Linked DNA regions of Homo sapiens: all the other regions are linked to region 1. Evidence: chromatin contacts called from ENCODE Hi-C or POLR2A ChIA-PET data. All regions are on one chromosome and are shown on one strand. The core of a region is the stretch at or near the end of the contact, and the rest is flanking DNA. Distances in the headings are between cores, read along the strand shown.

Evidence for each region. Hi-C counts contacts between places; a loop is a spot of excess contacts on that map. ChIA-PET counts read pairs that join two places held with the same protein, here RNA polymerase II (POLR2A). Pooled maps may share reads with other maps.
Region 2: a pooled map shows a loop between it and region 1 (5-fold over the local background). The contact joins two enhancer-like sites. A Hi-C loop is called at or near these places in 3 of 50 pooled maps. POLR2A ChIA-PET finds 5 or more read pairs at or near these places in 2 of 52 experiments (HEK293 and activated CD4-positive, alpha-beta T cell).
Region 3: a loop to region 1 is called in a pooled map, with 2.9 times the contacts of the local background. The contact joins the promoter of AJM1 here to the enhancer-like site in region 1. A Hi-C loop is called at or near these places in 4 of 50 pooled maps. POLR2A ChIA-PET finds 5 or more read pairs at or near these places in 3 of 52 experiments (Caco-2, H1 and WTC11).

The regions. Positions count from the first base shown.
Region 1 is chr9:136,699,624-136,704,162 of GRCh38, forward strand. No RefSeq gene overlaps it. Among named protein-coding and RNA genes, the nearest start is that of DIPK1B, 11 kb to the right of the region's middle. RefSeq lists enhancers at 1,547-1,706, 1,747-1,796. Within about 2 kb of position 1,793, at least 3 of the 41 ENCODE cell types and tissues checked have a DNase peak (open chromatin) inside an H3K27ac peak, as active enhancers do.
Region 2 is chr9:136,900,025-136,904,563 of GRCh38, forward strand. It overlaps TRAF2 (TNF receptor associated factor 2), which reads left to right. Exons shown (of 11, transcript NM_021138.4): 4 at 398-496. Among named protein-coding and RNA genes, the nearest start is that of MIR4479, 16 kb to the left of the region's middle. RefSeq lists enhancers at 1,759-2,078, 2,309-2,768. Within about 2 kb of position 2,592, at least 35 of the 41 ENCODE cell types and tissues checked have a DNase peak (open chromatin) inside an H3K27ac peak, as active enhancers do.
Region 3 is chr9:136,840,516-136,845,054 of GRCh38, forward strand. AJM1 (apical junction component 1 homolog) reads left to right here and starts at 1,963. Exons shown (of 3, transcript NM_001080482.5): 1 at 1,963-2,074; 2 at 3,681-3,764; 3 at 3,841-4,539. The coding sequence starts at 3,900. It overlaps RABL6 (RAB, member RAS oncogene family like 6), which reads left to right. Exons shown (of 15, transcript NM_024718.5): 15 at 1-672. The coding sequence ends at 7. RefSeq lists silencers at 862-1,156, 2,103-2,432 and enhancers at 1,326-2,207, 1,653-1,792, 1,782-2,076, 2,208-3,088, 3,089-3,969.

The DNA of each region.
Region 1 (4,539 bases), core at 543-3,042:
TCTCGGCTCACTGCAGCCTCCGCCTCTGGGTTCAAGCGATTCTCCTGCCTCAGCTTCCCGAGTAGCTGGAATTACAGATGCCCATCACCATGCCCAGCTAATTTTTGTATTTTTAGTAGAGACGGGGTTTCACCATGTTTGCCAGGCTATTCGCGAACTCCTGACCTCAAGTGATCCGCCCGCTTCAGCCTCCCAAAGTGCTGTGATTACAGGCGTGAGCCACCGCACCCAGCCCTTACCTATATTTTTTTATTGAAGTGAAATTCATGTAACATAAAATTATTCTAAAGTGTACAATTTGGCCGGGCACAGTGGCTCATGCCTGTAATCCTGACACCTTGAGAGGCTGAGGTGGGCAGATCACCTGAGATCAGGAGTTCGAGACCAGCCTGGCCAACATGGTAAAACACTGTCTCTACTAAAAATACAAAAATTAGCTGGGTGTGGTGGCGCATGCCTGTAATCCCAGCTACCTGGGAGGCCGAGGCGGGAGAATCACGTGAACCCAGGAGGCGGAAGTTGCAGTGAGCCAAGATGGTACCATTGCACTCCAGCCTGGGCAACAGAGTGAGACTCCATCTCAAAAAAAAAAAAAAGTGTATAATTTAGCACTTTCAGTTTTTTGCAACGCCTCCAATGTTTTGCAACCATCACCTCCAGAACATTTTCATCCCCCCAAAGGGAAACGCCTTCCCCATAGGCACTCGCTCCCCACTGCTCCCTCCCCCAGCCCATGGCAACCACTCATCTTCGTGTGTCTGTGGATTTGCCCGTTCTGGAAATTTCATAGAAGCGGAATCAGGACCATGTGGACCTTTGTGCCTGGATTCTTTCACTCAGCATGACAGCTTCACGACTCACCCACATAGCCTGGGCCAGAACTTCATTCCTCTGGCCGGGCACAGGGCCTCACGCCTGGAATCCCGGCACTTTGGGAGGCGAGATGGGGGAGGATCACTTGAGGCCAGGAGTTTGAGACCAGCCTGGACAGCATAGTGAGATCCCATCTCTACTAAAAATAAAACGTTAGCTGGGCGTGGTGGTACATGCCTGTAATCCCAGCTACTCGGGAGGCTGTGGCACGAGAATTGCTTGAACCCGGGAGATGGAGGTTGCAGTGAGCCGAGATCGCACCACTGCACTGCAGCCTGGAGGATACAGCAAGACTGTGTCTCCAAAAAAAAAAAAAAAATCAGCCAGGTGTGCTGGCAGGTGCCTGTAATCCCAGCTACTCGGGAGGCTGAGGCACGAGAATCGCTTGAACCTGGGAGGTGGAGGTTGCACTGGGCCAAGGTTGCCCCACTGCACTCCATCCTGGGAGACAGAGCGAGACTCCACCTCAAAAAAAAAAAAAAAAAGCTCATGCTGTCTACAGGGAAAGCCCCTACTGGAGACAGCTGCGCTTGAGTGAGTGGGACTACAGTGCCAACGCTAGGGCTTATTGTGTTGACTGTGGGGTCACCGCGGTTGCCACGTTCCGAGGACACGGTCACTTCCTCGACCGCCTGTCCTGCCTCAGATGAACCTGCATATTTTACAATGAACGTTCAAGACGTCGGTGATAAGGACATGAACAACAGCGACAAGGGCTGTTTTAGAGGAACCCGCCTGAGGTTCCCGGCCCCAGCCTCTCGAAGGACGCAGCTCTGTGCTCAGCCCTGCCTCCCTTGTCTCTCCACCCCCACCTTCCTGTGTGCTTCAGCCCACCTGGGACATCCGAATTTTCTCCAGGAGGAGCGGCAGGTACTAGGGTGATGACAGTTATGAACACGAGTCACAGCCCCGCTCGGTGGGATGGCCTCCTGTGTTCCCTGTGACTCGGACGCTGAACGTTGCTCACACGTTGACAGCATGGAGACGGTTTCACCGTCTGCTACTTTCGAGTTTATTGTGGTGTCTCTCTGCGTCACCCTCATTTTGAGCAGCTGTGGAGGATCCGGGGGCCCCAGCGCCCGCAGGATTCAGGTTTGTCTCCGCCGGCCAGGACATCCTCACAAAGCAGACGTTTCCTCCCCACGGGTCTGGAGGCTGGGGGTGGGGGCGCCCCGTGGTCCGGCTCTGGTGAGGGTCCTCTTCCTGGCAGATCCTGGGAACCCGCCTGAGGTTCCCAGCCCTGGCCTCTCTAAGGATCCAGCCCTTTTCCCCGTTCTCAGCCCTGCCTCCCTTCTCTAGTGCCTTCTTGCTGCGTCCTGACGCGAGGGTGGGATAAGGAATAAGGGGAGGGCACCTGTGCCCTTTCTACTAAGGCCCACCCTCATGACCTCATCCACCCCCAGGCACCTCCCATAGGCTACATCGTCAATACCCTCTCCTTGCAGGTTAGGGCTTCCAGGAAGGAATTTAGTGGGGACACGATTCAGTCCCCCCACTTACACCTTTGCAAATAGCAAGAGAGGGCTGGATATGGTGGCTCACGTCTGTAATCCCAGCACTTTCGGAGGCCAAGGCGGGTGGACCACCTGAGGTCAGGGGTTCGAGACCAGCCTGGCCAACATGGTGAAACTCCATCTCTACTAAAAATACAAAAAATTAGCCGGGCATGGTGGTGCGCGCCTGTAGTCCCAGCTACTCAGGAGGCTGAGGCAGGAGAATTGCTTGAACCTGGGAGGTGGAGGTTGCAGTGAGCCGAGATCGTGCCACTGCACTCCAGCCTGGGTGACAAAAGTGAAACTCTGTCTCGGATAAAAAAAAAAAAAATAGCAAGAGAGGTTCAATCACCTATACATGGAAGGAACACAGGGAGATTGACACACACACACACACACGCACGCGGGCACACACCCATGTGCACACACACACACAGAGCTAAATGACAAAAATGAAAATGGTACCACACTGCACGTGCTGCCCTGCACCTTGATTTTGATACTGCAGTGGGTTAAATGGTGCCCCCCAAAAGATAAGTCCCCCTGGAATGTGTAAATGTAACTTTCTGTGGAAATGGGGTCTTTACAGCTGTAATTAGGTTAAAGACCTCGAGTGAGATCAATTTTGCCTTTTTTTTTTTTTTTTTTTTTTTGAGATGGAGTCTCACTCTGTCACCCAGGCTGGAGTAAAATGGCGCGATCTCGGCTCTCTGCAACCTCCGTCTCCCCGGTTCCCGCGATTCTCCTGCCTCGGCCTCCCGAGTAGCTGGGATTATAGGCGCCCACCACCACACCCAGCTAATATTTGTATTTTTAGTAGAGATGGGTTTTCACCATGTTGGCCAGGCTGGTCTCAAACTCTTGACCTCAGGTGATCTGCCCGCCTCGGCCTCCCAAAGTGCTGGGATTACAGGTGTGAGCCACTGCACCTGTATAGTTCAAGATAGTTTTACAAGATGGAAAAGTTCTGGAGCCAGATGGCAGTGAGGGCTGTACAACAATGTGAACATACCTAATGTCACTGACTGTGTGCTTAAAAATGATTTAGAGGGCCGGGCGCGGTGGCTCACGCCTGTAACCCCAGCACTCTGGGAGGCCAAGGCGGGTGGATCACCTGAGGTCAGGAGTTCGAGACCAGCCTGGCCAACAAGGTGAAATCCCATCTCTACTAAAACTACAAAAAATTAGCTGGGCCTGGTGGCAGATGCCTGTAATCCCAGCTACTCGGGAGGCTGAGGCAGGAGAATTGCTTGAACCAGGGAGGCGGAGGTTGCGGTGAGCCGAGATCACACCACAGCACTCCAATCTGGGCGACAAGAGCGAGACTCTGTCTCAAAAGAAAGAAAGAGAGAAAGAAAAGATGTGTCTCTGCGAGCAGAAGGTCTTGCCGCTCTGACAGTCACAGATGTGTAGGTCTCCTGACCGCAGCTGCACTCCCACCGAGGGCAGAAACTAGGAAGTCCTTGGAGCTTTGGTTCCCTTGACAGATGGGGGTGGAGCCCCCAGTGTTATTAAGGAGGCATGGCCCAGCTGCTCCTGCACCTTTCCAGCCAACTCTAGATCTGTCCTGGGGGCACAGTGAAAGGTCTCTGAAGTCTGTGGCATGTCCTGCTGCTCTAAGGGGGGCTCTGGCCCATTTCAGGAGGTTTTGCTGACAGACAAACTCACAGGAAGCCACAGTTGAGACACGGGGTTTGCAGTCCTGGTGAAGGGAAAGTGACTGTCCTAGTCAGCTTTGACAAAACACCACAAGCCAGGTGGCTTACAAACAATGGAAATGCATTTCTCACAGTGATGGAGGCCAGAAAGTCCAATATCGAGGTGCAGGCAGATTCCGTGTCTGGTGAGCGCCCGCCTCCTGATAGACGTCACGTGGTGAATGCAGTCAGGGGTCTCCTGGCAGCCGGGGTGGGGGTCTCTTCTTTTTTTTTTTTGAGATGGAGTTTCGCTCTTGTTGCCCAGGTTGGAGTGTAATGGCGCAATCTTGGCTCACTGCAACCTCCGCCTCCCGGGTTCAAGTGACTCTCCTGCCCCAGCCTCCCGAGTAGCTGGGATTACAGGTGCCCGCCACCACCCCAGGCTGATTTTTGTATTTTTAGTAGAGACGGGGTTTCACCATGTTGGCCAGGCCGATCTCGAACTCCTGACCTCAGGTGATTCACCTGCCTCGGCC
Region 2 (4,539 bases), core at 1,342-3,841, 200 kb after region 1:
GGTGTGGTGGCGCACGCCTATAGTCCCAGCCACTTGGGAGGCTGAAGTGGGAGGATTGCTTGAGGCTGGGAGGCGGAGGTTGCAGTGAGCCAAGATCGCATGCCACTGCACTCCAACCTGGGTTACAAAGTGAGACCCCTCCTTTAAAAAAAAAAAAAGAATAAAGGGCCGCCAGAAGTTGTCCCTTAGCAGACTCCTGAAGTTTAGGGTTTGGAAACTTTGGCATCAAGGTGAGTCCAAAAATAAAAAGGAATCAGAGAGTCATCCTCTGCTCCTGGAGTGGCCTGGAAAGGCGATGTGACGCAGTATTGGTTGGTTTGGACGTGTGGTCTGTGTTCCTTGGTTGCTGCAGGGAGTCTGGGAGGAGGTTTAACCCGAGGGATATTCCTCTCCCCAGGCCTTCCCAGATAATGCTGCCCGCAGGGAGGTGGAGAGCCTGCCGGCCGTCTGTCCCAGTGATGGATGCACCTGGAAGGGGACCCTGAAAGAATACGAGGTAAAGATGCCTGCGTGTGGCATGGTGACAGAAGCTCCAGCAGTCGGGAGTCGTCCACGCTCCCCAAGCAGTTATGACCTTGTCCTGCACGTTCCTCTCACTGGGGCTGAAGCCTGTCTGATGTCTGTGGAGGAAGAGACGGAGCTGCTCCTTAGAGTATGTCCATTTAGAAACTCAAGTAGTGCAGAGCACAGACCTGCACCATGGAGCTTGGGCTGTGTGACCTCGGGCGAGGTATTTACCCTCTCTGTGCCTCAGGTTTCTTGTCTGTCGATGGGGGTGCAGGATCCCACCATCGTGGGGTGGCTGTGAGGGTTGGAGGTGCCTGTGTGAGCCCTGGGAATGCCATGGTTATCTGAGCAGTAGCATTTCCTGGGAATGAAGGGGAGATCGCTGTGCACCAGGACCTGCAGCTTTCAAGTTTGGTGGGGGTTTTTGTTGTGTCTCTTGTATCCACAAAGGATTGCTTATTTTGAATTGTGTTGACACTGGAAATTGCAGAAATAATGGACACACTTGTCCTGTGGTCACAGCAACATAGGCAGTGGCCCGCACTTCACTTGGCTGTGGTTTGTCCCTGTGTGCTGGGCGAGCCGTGCACGCCTTCCTGCACTGGGGATTTCAGTGTGATTCTCACGTCACCTTTTAGGCATTTGGAAACTTCACCTGTAGTGTAGAGGCCAGGAGGTGCCGAGAGAGCTCGTCGAGGCCACTACAGCTCGCCAAGTTATGCAGTCTTCCTTCTTGTAATGAATGCCCTTTAAGAGGTTTCTCTCTGGGATCCTTGTACAGGATTCCTGGAGTAACACTGTCCACAGAGCCCAAAGGTAGAGGCAGCCCAGTGTCTGCGGATGAATGGATAAACACGGGAAGTGTGATCTGTGCACACAGTGGGATATGATTCAGCCTTAAAAAGGAAGGCGATTCGGACACACACACCCCAGGGATGAACTCTGAGGACAGTGTGCTGAGTGACATGAGCCAGTTACCAAAGGACAGATCCTCTGTGATTCCACTTAGGGGCCACCCTTAGAGTCATCAGATCCATGGGTACAGGAAGTAGAATGGAGGAGACAGGGGTCATTGTTCAGTGAGTACCGAGTCATACATTGGAATGAGGCAGTACCTTGATGCCATCCAATCCAGCCCCAGGTTGGTGAGGCTGTGAGGGCTGTTTGCTCAGAATCCTGGCTTTCTGCACTTAGGGGAGCTTCCTGCCCGGGCCAGAGCTGGGATCTCCTGCTCAGCCGGACCCTGGGGTGTTACCGGCTGGGTTGGAATTGGACCTGCATTACTGTGTGTTTCTCCTCTCCTGCTCCCCGCCCTGTGAGCCTGGCCACGCCTCCCTCTTCTCCTCGCCCACTCCCCACCCTGTGAGCCTGGCCACACCTCCCACGATCTTTTGACAGACTCTGCTTTGTGGTCTTTGGGCTCCAAGTTTCGTTTTTTCAGAAGAACTGCCCCAGCTGTGTCTGGGGTGAACAAGATGTGCTTTCCTCCCTAGCACGGGGATTGCGTCCTGGACACGGAGCGGTAGCTCCAGGGCACTGCCCTAGAGTGAGACTCCTACCTCTGTGGGCAGAGATGCCAGACCGCCCTCAGCCACGACGTGCGATGCAAAGCTTTCTAGGCTCCTGTGTGGCTCTGCCGCACAAACGGCTGTGGCGCATGGCATTGTACCCCCCACTCCCTGCTCCTTGAAAGAGATGCAGCTTGGTCATTGCCCAGTGCTGTCTGCAAGGGAGATGGCTCCCTGGGGAGGTGGCCCAGGGTCAGGGTCTCCCTGGGAGGGTTGGGGTACCAGCTGGCTGCAGGGAGTAGGGGTGCTATGCGCCATGCCACCCTTTGAGAGGACTGAGGAGTGTCTGGGGGACAGGTGGGATAATAGTTTCCAGCTCTGCACTGGACCCTGAGTCCTCTGGGGTCTCTGCCACCTCCAGGCTCATGGGATGCCACATTGACAATTATGAGGGCCTCCGGCTGAGGGCCAAGGACTATAGCCAGCCCCTGGCCTGGGGCGCCACGCGGTCCTGCAGGCACGCAGGGTGGAAAGTCCCTGGCTGCACCTTTGAGAGCTCTGGAAAGTCCCTGAGAGGAGCCGGGTTTGGTCATGTGGGAGGGGCGGGCACTGCTCTGGAATAACTTGGCTGTGGCCTTTGATTTTGTTGATAAAACCTCTCACTGGCTGTAAATGTCACACATGGGGACGGAAATCAACCCGTCTATACAGTTGGGAGCCGCTCTGCCCCTCGGAGCCGCCTCTCTTTGCTCTCCGGGTGCTCGGAGTGTGCTGCTAGTTGGGGCCTTATTGTAAACACAGTACGGAGGCTAAGGCTGCCTTTCCTCCTTGATGGTCGGAACTTTATTGGAAAAGGGGAAAATCCTGCTTAGCTTTTGAATGTTTGTCCTTTGCAATGATGCCTTTCTAGGAACTGAATGATTTTATTTATTTATTTTTATTTTTTTGAGACGGTCTTGCTCTGTTGTCCAGGCTAGAGTGCAGTGGCGTGACCTCGGCTCACTGCAGCCTCCACCTCCCAGGTTCAAGTGATTCTTCTGCCTCAGCCTACAGGCGCCTGCCACCACATCCGGCTAATTTTTTATATTTCTAGTAGAGATGGGGTTTTACCACGTTGGCCAGGCTGGTCTTGAACTCCTTACCTCAAGTGATCCATCCACCTTGGCCTCCCAAAGTGCTGAGATTCCTGGCATAAGCCACTGCACCTGGCCAAATCGAATAATTTTAAAACTTTAGGTAAATGTTGATGGAGTGCTTGCTGAGTGCCAATAGCAGAACTGAATTCCCCAGTGGGCCCCTGAGCTACTCGTTCTGGCAGCTGGATGCGGGGGTGCGGGGAGACTTTCCAGAGAGGACATAGGCTGGCTGCACGAGCAGCGGAAAGGCCAGGAAAAGCCAAGTATGCTCGGCCTCATGGACATTCTAGTGACATTCAGAGGGATGACGACTGTATTTGCGTCAAATGTGTAGTTTGAATTCTGGCTGAATAAATATTGATTTTTTTTTTTTTAAACTGTGTCTGCTGTGGGTGGGGAGAAGACTGAGACAGATGGTGCTGGTGTAGATGTATCTGCTGCAGGACAACCCTGGTCCCACTGGAGATTTCAAGTACCGAGTGCCAAGAGAAAGGTTTTTTTTGTTTGTTTGTTTGTTGTTTTTTGCGATGGAGTCTCACTCTGTCACCCAGACTGGAGTGCAGTGGTGCGATCTCGGCTCACTGCAAGCTCCGCCTCCCGGGTTCACACCATTCTTCCTGCCTCAGCCTCCTGAGTAGCTGGGACTACAGGCGCCCCCACCACTCCCGGCTAATTTTTTTGTATTTTTAGTAGAGATGGGGTTTCACCATGTTAGCCAGGATGGTCTCGATCTCCTGACCTCGTGATCCGCCTGCCTCGGCCTCCCAAAGTGCTGGGATTACAGGCGTGAGCCACCGCGCCCAGCCAAGAAAGATTTTATTTTTGACATTTCGAGCATGCAGCGCATCTGAGCAGTGAGGCTGAGAGTAGAGGTGTGCCGCTGCCCCACAGGCCTACATGCTGCCCCGCAGCACCTGCCAGCCTTCGCCAGCCTACTTTCAGCCCTTCAACCCCCCACACACATTTTTTTCTTTTCTGGCTTATTTTAAAGCAAATGAAGATGTCATATCATTTCACCTATGAGCATTTTATTACTATTATTTTTAGAAATAGAGTCTCGCTCTGTTGCCTAGGCTAGCGTGTAGTGGTGGGATCATAGCTCACTGCAGCCTCAAACTCCTGGGCTCAAGTGATCCTCCCACCTTGGTCTCCTAAAGTGCTGGGATTACAGGTGGGAACCCACTGTGCCCGGCCATTTTACTATGTTTTAAAGAACAGTCTTTTTTATTTTTATTTTTTTATTTATTTGAGATGGAGTCTCACTCTGTCGCCCAGGCTGGAGTGCAGTGGCACGATCCCGGCTCACTGCAAGCTCCACCTCCCACGTTCACGCCATTCTTCTGCCTCAGCCTCCCGAGTAGCTAGGACTACAGGCGCTCACCACCACT
Region 3 (4,539 bases), core at 713-3,212, 140 kb after region 1:
GCTCTAGGCCGGCGTGGGCAGTGGCCGCCCTGGGGCGGGGGGCGTGCCTGTCACTGCCTGGGGAGGCATTTGCCTCTGTACCATCGCCTTTGCCGCTGCCCCGTGGCTGCCGTGTGCGCTTCTGAGCTGGAAGAGGCCGGGCATTGGTGGTCCCCAGGCTGGGCCCTGCAGGTGCTGGGCCTTCAGGCCCAGTGTGAGCCTGCTCTGCAAGAAGGGAGGGGACAGCTGGCTTCAGCCAGGCTCGGTGGACACCCTGGCCCTCTCGGGGCAGAGCCGCCAGTGTTTCTCAGGGATGTGACTGAGGCCCAGGAGGGACCTGTGAGGGTCTGTTTACAGAGGCTGGGCAGGGGCCGCTTGGCTGTGGGGTGTGCGCTGCCCCGGCACCTGCTTGCCCTCCGCGCTCATCTGGGGCCGCAGCATGCCTATGGTTCCGCTTCCGGCCGGGAGCCCTGAACACGGGTGTGCAGACTCACCCTAAAGGGCGGCCCAGGCCCCACGCTAGAAGGCTGGCGAGACCGAAGGCAGCATGTGAGGCCTCTCCTGGGAGTGGGGGTTGTGTTTCCCACAGTGGCCTCAGCTGCGCCCCCGCTCAGGTGAGCCCGAAGGCAGGAGCCGGGAGGCACTCCTCCCAAACACTCCACTCAGACCATAAAGCACTCCTGTTTCACTCTGCGTGTGTCTGTTCTTCTGCCTGTACCTCTGCTCCCGCTGCCCCGGGCCCAGGCTGCCGTGGGTTGGCAGGAGGCTGCCCAGCAGTGGTGTGAGGACGTCCCACCAAGTCTGGCCACACCCTGGGTACATTCCAGCCCACCTGTGCCAGGGCTCAGCAGCTGCACGCAGCACGCTTGGCGACCTCAGCCCCAGGAGGTGGAAGTCCACTCTGCAAGGCTCCCAGGCAGCCGCCTGCAGCCCTGCCCCCCGCCTTCAGGCTCCTGCCCCCTCCAGCTGTCAGCAGCGCCCAGCCTCCACCCCCACAGCTACTGTTGCCATGAGAACCCTGCAGGGCAGGCAGGAAGAGTGTGCCAGTGAAGGGGAGGAGGTGGCCAAGCTGGAGGCTCCTCTGCCTGGGAGCCTTGTGGCCCCAGGGTGTTGGGCAGTCACTGCAGTCCCTGAGCAGGTGCTGTGGCCCACAGCAAGCTTAGCCTGGCCCCTTAGCCCACAGCCCATGAGGTCAGGGCCGGGTTCAGGGGTTCGCCTGGTGTGGGGATGGGTCGACAGTACGTGAACTTGACAGGATCACACCATGGACGGCTATGTTGGGGTTTCAGTGGGCCCTGCTTTGAACAGTGCAGAATGGGGTAGGTCCTGCCCTTCAGAGCCAAGGGCATCAGCTCCCCACCCCTCTGCCAAGCTAGAACGTTCCCAGGCCCAATGCCTTGGGGAGGGGCTGGCAGAGTGGGACGAGGACATTACCAGGCAGGTATGGCAGGTCACGTGCAGGCCTTCCCAGGCTGGCAGGGACCGGATGCAGGAGTGGCCTCACCCAGAGAGGATGGCATCCTGGGGACACAAGAGGCTGCAGGGGCCATCTGGCCCCAGGTACCCGCCAAGATTTTGGCATTGGCAGCCTTGAAGCAGATAGGGCCTGGGGAGAGGCCAGTGGGGCACAGAGTAGCCCATCTGCTCCTGCCTCGCCCGACAGGAGATGCGAATTCCAAGATGCCCCTGACCAATCTCTGCAGCCCAGGCCAGGGTTCGGGCCCCTCCTCTCAGGCAAGTGTGTTGGGGTGACACTGGCGGGACTGGCAGGCTGCTCCGGGCCACAAGACTCCTGCTTAGACACTGAGGTCTGTGTCTTGGGGGTGCTGCAGGGACCCTGTGCTCTGCACAGCCCCAAATTGGAGCCAGTGCAGCTCATGATCCCCAGCTCCACGGTGCAGCCCCCACTGGGTGCGGCCCCTTTAAGTACAGCCCCTTCAGCTGCCATCAGGGGCAGCACTGAGCAGCCAGGCCAGGATCCGCGCTGCTGCCTGGAAGCTTCTGCCCGTGCCGGGGACGCAGCAGTGCCGGGGACACAGAGGAGCCGACCTGGGGGTGGCACAGCCCACCGGGGCACAGCCAGAGCAGCACCCAGGTAAGGGGCTAGGGGCCGAGTTGCTGAGTGTGTCACCGTCATGGGCGGGGGAAGCTGCCTTAGGGCAGCCGAAAGGATGGGGAGTCCCCGCCCCCAGGCAACACCGGCTGTATCCCTTGAAGGGCCGCTCCCAGCCAGGGCAAGGCAAGGCAAGGCAGGGCTGGGAGGTGGGGAAGGCCGCCAGCCATCTCCGTGGGCTCCAGAAGGCCTTGGGCCCGGGAGAGGGCCGACCCCACCCCCATCCCCACGGGAGGGGGTGTCACCGACAGCTGCAGCCAGCAAGGCCGACTGTCACCTCCCTGGGGTGGAGCCTCACACCCTGTCATCCGGCCGGATTCCGGCCTGGCCTTGAGCTTAGCATGAAAGAGGGAGCAGGAGGGTAGACAGTCCTGCCACGGGTGGGGTGGAGGGGGGAGATGGGGGGGTGGGCGGGGGAGGCTGGGATGGGCACAAGGCCTGGGACTCGTGGCCCTGACCCAGAAAAACAGCCCTGCCAGCAGGAAGCCCCTGCACACCTGGGACACAGAGGGGGGACCCGGCCAGACCCCGAGAGGCCCATCCACCTGAGGTTCTGCCCTGCAAGGGGCCTGGCCAGGTACCCGCTTTCCCCAGCTCACTCTGGGGTAGACCCCCCAGACCAGGTGTTGGGTGTGCAGAGGCCAGGCCTGTGGCCACTCTCTGACGCACCCCCCAGCTGGCTCTGGGATCACAGAGGGGTTGGCAGCCCACATCTGAACCCAGGCCAGCCTGCCGCGTGGGGGCCTAAGAAATGCAGGTTTCCATGGAACCTTCTGAGCGAAATGGGGAGGGCCCTCTCCTGCAAAGCAGTGGGGCTTCCCCCACCCTCCGCCCTGCCCACCCCCAGCGGGCAGCTTCCAGGCCTGGTGCGCAGCTCAGAGGAGGGGCTGCCACGAGCTCGCGGCTCGATGGCTTGGGACTGCCTTGCAAACCCTAGGGGGGTGTCCTGTGCGTTTACACAAAGCTGGGGCCTTGTTTCAACCACCCAAAGATACTTGGGGTCAGAAAAGGTGTCGGCAGAGGAAAGGGAGATTTAGGGCCCGGGTATGCTCTCTGGGGGCATTTTTCTGGCCTGGGGCTCGCGGGAAGTTGAGGGCACCTAGGCGTGGGTCCTTGCAGTGCTGGGGGCGGGGCTCTGTGCTCGGCCCGGCCAGCAGGTGGGGTGGTTGGTGTCACCCACTTGGTGCAGAGCCGGCTAAGGCTGAGGCCCAGGGACTCGCCTTCCACTGTGCGCGATCGGAGGGGTCGCTCTGCAGTGGGCGCTGTGACGGGGGCGCAGTCACTGACGTCTCCTGGGGCAACACCTATAAATAAGGCCCAAATGCGGCCCGTCCTTCCAACTGCGGACACCAGAGGGCGCAGCCCCAGGACCACGCCCCCACTCCCCTACCCCACCCGGAAAGGGGTCCACCCGAGCCGACCCCGCCGTCACTAGTCGGGGGAGGGGAGGCCCTGGAGCTTCACGCGGGAGCTCCCGCCGCGGGAACCACAACCACGGCTAAGCCTTTCTGGCCCGCCCGCCCCATCGCAGGGAGAGGACGGGGGGACGGGCAGGACGGGCGCCTGGACAGCTGGGTTCCTCCCGCAGGTGCTTCTGACCCCGGCATGGAGGAAGCGCCCGCGTTCTCGGCCCAGGCCCGCAGCCAGGGCTGCTCCGCCCGCTGCGCCCCAGGTAAGCCGGGCCAGCGTGGGGGAGTAGCGGGGCCTGGGCTGCGGAGGGGGCCGCCCTGACCCGCGTCTCCCCCCAGGGCAAAAGCCCCGCAAGGCAGTGTGAGCTGGAGCCGCCAGCCTGGGGACCTCTTTTAAGATGACCCGTACGGACCCTCCGGACCTGCTGGTGTCGACCGTGTACCAGGACATCAAGGTGGCGACCCCGGGACCCGCGTCCAAGTGCTCGCCATGTGAGCGATCCGTGGCCCGGCCTGCTGAGCCCGCGCCTTTCAACAAGCGCCACTGCCGCAGCTTCGACTTCCTGGAGGCGCTGGACGGGCCGGCCATGGAGACCCTGCCGGAGCCACCGCCGCCGGAGTCCGCTGTGCCGCGCGCCCGGACCCGCGAAGCCGAGCCACGCCGCCGCGCCCGCTCCAAGAGTGCGCCCCGCGCGCCCCCGGGCCTGACGCCCGCGCCCGCCTCGCCGCCGGTGTTGCCCCGCCGAGGGCGGGAGGCCCAGCGTGCGGCGCGGGCCGAGGCATCGCCGCGCCGGGAGCCCGCGTACCCGGCGCTCCGCGCCCTTGCCAACGAGCTGCATCCCATCAAGTTGCAGCCGCAGCGGGGCGGCCCCGGCCGCGTCGCGCCCCTGTGCGCCGCCGCGGGCCGCTGCGCACCGCCCGAGCCACCCGCGGGTCCCGCCCCCCACGTGCGCTGCCGCCTGGACATCAAGCCAGACGACGCAGTGCTCCAGCACGCCACCCGGGGCTCGCGGTCCTGCGGGCCCACCGAGGCCGCGC